2 separate regions of the Homo sapiens genome follow, and region 2 is linked to region 1. Evidence: read pairs that join two places in POLR2A ChIA-PET (ENCODE). Cell type or tissue: Panc1. All regions are shown on one strand. Links, peaks and the distances in the headings refer to the core of each region. The heading gives the core; the rest is flanking DNA.

Evidence for each region. ChIA-PET counts read pairs that join two places held together with the same protein. Peaks named below come from ENCODE experiments on the same cell type or tissue, not always from the same donor. Only the 100,000 strongest peaks of a DNase experiment are listed, where the experiment ranks them.
Region 2: POLR2A ChIA-PET joins it to region 1 with 10 read pairs; 8 of 35 experiments call an interaction of 5 or more read pairs at or near these places.

Annotation. Positions count from the first base shown.
Region 1 is chr6:37,223,726-37,226,635 of GRCh38, reverse strand. The region is part of intron 1 of TMEM217B (transmembrane protein 217B); the gene reads left to right. All of the region lies in intron 1 of TMEM217 (transmembrane protein 217), which reads left to right. Among named protein-coding and RNA genes, the nearest start is that of TBC1D22B, 33 kb to the left of the region's middle. In Panc1, for the core only: no CTCF peak of the experiment used is centred there; no DNase peak of the experiment used is centred there.
Region 2 is chr6:37,125,378-37,128,287 of GRCh38, reverse strand. No RefSeq gene overlaps it. Among named protein-coding and RNA genes, the nearest start is that of PIM1, 43 kb to the left of the region's middle. RefSeq lists enhancers at 580-1,257, 1,359-2,337, 2,338-2,910 and a silencer at 1,681-1,975. In Panc1, for the core only: no CTCF peak of the experiment used is centred there; no DNase peak of the experiment used is centred there; H3K4me3 peaks cover 602 bases; H3K27ac peaks cover 2,434 bases.

The DNA of each region.
Region 1 (2,910 bases), core at 175-2,674:
CTGCACTCCAGCCTGGGCAACAGAGCAAGACTCTGTCTCGGCCGGGCGCAGTGGCTCACGCCTGTAATCCCAGCACTTTGGGTGGCCGAGGCGGGCGGATCACGAGGTCAGGAGATCGAGACCATCCTGGCTAACACGGTGAAACCCCGTCTCTACTCAAAATACAAAAAAAAAAATTAGCTGGGCGCCGTGGCAGGCGCCTATAGTCCCAGCTACTTGGGAGGCTGAGGCAGGAGAATGGCGTGAACCCGGGAGGCGGAGCTTGCAGTGAGCCAAGATAGCGCCACTGCACTCCAGCCTGGGCGAAAGAGCGAGACTCTGTCTCAAAAAAAAAAAAAAAAAAAAAAAAAAAAAGACTGTCTCAAAAAAACAAAATAAAACAAAACAAAACAAAAAAAGAGAATGGTGATCTTGAGATAAAGGGGAGATATCTCTTTATGAGGAGATGGTAAATAAGCATAGACTCAGTGAAATAAGCATGTAGACAGGAAGAATCTGCTGGATTCTTCAAAAGAGCAAAGTCAAAGGAGGTGCTAGATCCCAGTAGATCACTAGTTCTCATTACACTTCGTCAATAAAGAAGTTTAGGTAGTATAATGTGGTACAAGCTAAGCCACTGTAACAAAGAAACCCCAAAAGACAATGGCTGATTTATGATAGGAGTTTATTTCTCTCTCAAGTAGCAATGACCCACGGCTGATAGGGTAGGTCATAGATCAGTTCCAATCATGGCTAAAAAACAGGAAGGGGGAAAGGGAGAAGGTGAGAGCACCCCTAATTCTTTTATGAGCAAGACTGTAAAGTGGCACCCATCACTTGCATTTGCATCCCGTTGGTCATGGGGCCACACAAATCAGCAAGGGAAGCTGGGAAATGCAGTCATTAGCTGGGTGGCCATGTGTCTAGCTAAAGGTAAAAGTGAAAAGGGAGAAATGAATGTTGGGAGACAATTATCAGTCTTTGCTAGGGATAGACCAATGGGAACCCAAAATTTTAATGAGATTTTTAAGAAGTACAAAGAGGACGTTTGCTATCTGTTTTAGTTGGATGGGAGGCAATGAACACAGCAAGGCCAATTACGCCACAGTATGCCACAGGTGTGAGATTAGATTACATGTCTTTTTCCACTCTTTTTATTTTTTTCCTTAGGGAACTCAGGTATACAGAATTGGATTATTCATAATCCTAGGTCATAGAAAACAGTCATCATTAATACATGCATGGCCCACTTTTGTTCTTTTATTTACTAGCTTGTTTTTTTTAAACTATGATGAACACTTGTGAATCTCTCATTCAACCCAAGAAACAGAATAATGCCTCATAATTATCTATGTGCCCCTGCCCCTATCCCTGCCCCTTGCACTTCAGAAGTAACCACAATCCCAAATATTGTATCTATTATCCTCTTACTTTTGGTAATTTTTTTTTCTTTTTTTTAGTCAGAGTCTCGCTCTGTCACCGAGGCTGGAGTGCAGTGTCACAATCTTGGCTCACTGCAACCTCTGCCTCCCAGGCTCAAGTGATTCTCATACCTCAGCCTCCGGAGTAGCTGAGATTACAGGGATGTGCCACCACCACACCTAGGTAATTTTTGGTTTTGGTGGTGGTGTTTTTTTTTTTTTTTTTATAGAGATGGGCCATGTTGGGCAGGTTGGTTTCGAACTCCTGTACTCAAGCAATTCACCTGCCTCAGCTTCCCAAAGTGCTGGGATTACAGGCATGAGCCACCATGACTGGTCTTCCCTTACTTTTATAATAAAGTTTTATTCACATATATATGTATGGCCAAAAAATATATTCTTAAATTTTGCTTGGTTTTGATTTTTATGAAAAGGTTATCATCATACTGTGTGCTCTCAATCTTGAAAAATATTTTAGAAAAATATTTACAGTGGCTCACTCCTGTAATCCCAGCTGCTCAGAAGGCTGAGGTGGGAGGGTCACTTGAGGCCAGGAGTTTGAGACCAGCCTGGGTAACATGGCGAGATGCTGTCTCTCCAAAAATAAAAGGTTTTTTTTTCGTTTGTTTGTTTGTTTTTGAGAGGAGTCTCGCTCTGTCACCCAGCCTGGAGTGCAGTGGTGTGATCTTGGCTCACTGCAAGCTCTGCCTCCTGGGTTCACGCCATTCTCCTGACTCAGCCTCCCGAGTAGCTGGGACCACAGGTGCCCGCCACCACGCCCGGCTAATTTTTTGTATTTTTAGTAGAGACAGGGTTTCATCATGTTAGCCAGGATGGTCTCGATCTCCTGACCTCATGATCCGCCCACCTCAGCCTCCCAAAGTGCTGGGATTACAGGCATGAGCCACTGCACCCAGCTAAAAAAAATTTCTTTTTTAATGAGCTGCATGTGGTAGTATGCACCTGTGGTCCCAGCTAGTTAAAAGGCTGAGGCAGAGGCCGGGCGCGGTGGCTCACGCCTGTAATCCCAGCACTTTGGGAGGCCGAGGCAGGCGGATCATTTGAGGTCAGGAGTTCAAGACCAGCCTGGCCAACATGGTAAAACTCTGTCTCTACTAAAAATACAAAAAAATGAGCCAGGCATGGTGGTGGGCGCCTGTAGTCCCAGCTACTCGGGAGGCTGAGGCAGGAGAATCGCTTGAACCCAGGAGGCGGAGGTTGCAGTGAGCTGAGATCGTGCCACTGCATTCCAGCCTGGTGACAGAGTGAGATCCTGTCTCCAGAAAAAAAAAAAAAGGCTGAGGCAGGAGGCTCTGTTGAGCTCAGGAGTTTGAGGCTGCAGTGAGCTATGATTGCATTACTCCATTCTGGCCTGGGCAACACAGCAAGACTCCATCTCTATAAATAAATATATAAATAAGAAAAATGGGCTAGGTGCAGTGGCTCACGCCTGTAATCCCAGCACTTTGGGAGGCCAAGGTGGCAGATCACCTGAGGTCAGGAGTTTGAG
Region 2 (2,910 bases), core at 292-2,791, 98 kb after region 1:
GTTTTGCTGGGCCAGGGGTGAAGTGCTGGTCTCGGAAGGCCTCCCTGGGAAGGTGTCCTTTGAGCTGAGTATGGAGATAAGAGAAGGAGGGGAGAGTACATTCCAAACCCAGACAGAAGCTAGAGCAAAGGTACAAAGGCCTGCGTGACCACAGCCTGATCAGGGAACTTGGAGTCCAGCATGTTCTACAGAGAGCTGGCTTGTCTTTTTATGCAAAGAACTTTTACAGGTATCAGTCTATATCATCATTATCGTCAAAGCTTACATTTATAGAATTGATTCTGTGCCAGACACTGCAAAGTGCTTTACTCACATCCTGTTTTATTTTTATTATTTATTTATTTATTTTTTTTTTGAGATAGAGTCTCACACTATTGCCCGGGCTGGAGTGCAATGGCACGATCTCGGCTCACTGCAACCTCTGCCTCCCGGGTTCAAGCGATTCTCCTGCCTCAGCCTCCCAAGTAGCTGGGATTACAGGTGCCCCACCACACCAAGCTAATTTTTGTATTTTCAGTGGAGACGGGGTTTTGCCATGTTGGCCAGGCTGGTCTTGAACTCCTGACCTCAAGTGCTCCACCTGCCTCAGCCTCCCAAAGTGCTGGAATTATAGGCGTGAGCCACTGCACCTGGCCAGAGGGTGGGCTTTTAAATATGGGGAGGACATGCAGTGGGGATGTTAGGATTGAAAGTTAATCAGATTTAGATTTGGAGGGCTATAAATGCCAGACTGGAGAGTTTGAACTTCATTTTGTAATGGTATAAAGAAAAATGGAGGGGAAAGGAATGTCTGTTCTGCCTGGGCACTGAAGTAGCACATACCTTATCACATTCAGCCTTGGTGAGCAATGAAGGTTTTGAACACAGCACAGATACATTTGAAGAAGGTAAACTGTATGGGATGCAGGATGAATGGAAGTGAAGGAGTTTACAAGTGGGGTTCCAGTTTGTAAGTTATGTGAAAATCCACTGGTGAAGAGTAGAGAGTTAGAGCCTAAATTACAGTGATGGCAATGGAATAAAAAGGGAATATTTAATTTTATCCATTTTTGTTTTGTTTTGTCTTTTGGAGACAAGATTTCAGTATGTTGCCCAGGCTAGTCTCAAACTCCTTGCCTCAGGCAATCTTCCCACCTCAGCCTCCCAAAGCACTGGGATCACAGGCATGAGCCACCGTGGCCAGCCCTGGCCCTGGGACATTTTATATAAATATGCTAATATGTGATAAATGTTTTTTTACAGTGAAATTATTCTTAAGGTTTTTGGAGAGAAAATGTATAAAGGCTTTAACTATATAAAGTATGTGTGATTTTAATAAAATTAATGTAGTTATAGTAGTTATACTGAATTGAACCGACAAATATCTTTTTAAACAGAAACTCTGGTTCATCAGTTTTCCACAATTGATTATTTGATTTTTGGATATTAGTTTTTTTGTTTTTTTGTTTTTTTTTACTATGGACCCCACTTGAACAGTTACAATACATTCTCTTGCAAATATTTTCAGCCCAGAATGCCACTTGTTGCCTGTACCCGAATGAAACTCAGATATCTGGAAGCTTGAATCGGAGCCTAAACTTAGCCCCCTACTGACTTGGAGAAGAATCTAAACTTGGCAAAATGCCTCCATCTCTCTTCAGGCAACGGTCAAAAAGTAGCTCCCTAGCCCCCCACCCTCAACTAATGAACTATATCTAATAGCCTCCCTTTAGAGAGTCCTTTGAGAAAGAGATGGCGTTTGTTTTTGACCTCATTATCCATTTCAGCCTGTCCTTGATGAAAATAATCGCCCCTTAGGCAGGTACATTCCTCACATTCCTCTCCCAGTTAGCTGCTAAGACGTCGTTAACCCCAGTGACCATGGGAAAACGCCGCTGTCTGCTTCAGAGAGTCTAAGGGGAGTGGGCCCAAGATAACAAGAGGTGAAGAGGTCAGAGTGGGAGCCCCTTTCATCTTTTCAGGCTGTTTCCAACCCAGACAAAGGATTCTGTCCAGGGGTGCAAAGCCCACGCGGCTTTATTTTATGGTGTGGCCCTGAAAGGGGGCTGGGAGGGCCGTGTCTTATCTGGATATTGTTTTGGAGGCGAATGCCGGGCTCCCGGGAAGTCCTCGACTCCTGGGGGAATGCTAAGTGGAAGGAAGGGCCAGCAGCCCCCACTTGGGCGGAAGAGACCACCCAGCTACTCAGAGGAGGGTGTGAAGGGCTTGAATGGAATGAGCTGCCCTACAGGATTTATCATTCAGACAGTGAGATTAAGGGTGTGAGACTGTTTAGCTGCTTCAAATCAGGGAAGCTCTTGGATTTGCCGCGAAAGAGAGAAAGGGAAGGGGGCAAGTGGCGGGGGAAGGGAGGTCGGGTGGTGTGGAGACGGACGGCAGGCAAGGACAATTTGGAAATCTGTGGGGGAGGGGGAAGATCCGGATTTCCTCCCATCTTGCCGCTAACCTGCTTTACACTTTGAGCAAGTCACTTCTTCCTTTTGCAAAATGAAGGGATTGGAAGGATACCAGAAGGTGCCTCAAGGGGCTGCCTTGGACTAAGGGGAGGGGAAGACTTGTGCTGCTCCACCTCCTCCCCCATACCCTTTCCCCTAACTTGCCTCATTGACTGTGTTTTATTAGAAAAGCAACACAGCCCGTCGGCCCGGCGCGGTGGCTCCCGCCTGTAATCCCAGCACTTTGGGAGGCCGAGGCGGCGGATCACGAGGTAAGGAGATCGAGACCATCCTGGCTAACAGAGTGAAACCCCGTCTCTACTAAAAATACCAAAAAAAAAAAAAAAAAAAAATTAGCCGGGCGTGGTGGCGGGCGCCTGTAGTCCCAGCTACTCGGGAGTCTGAGGCAAGAGAATAGCGTGAACCCGGGAGGCGGAGGTTGCAGTGAGCCGAGATCGCGCCACTGCACTCCAGC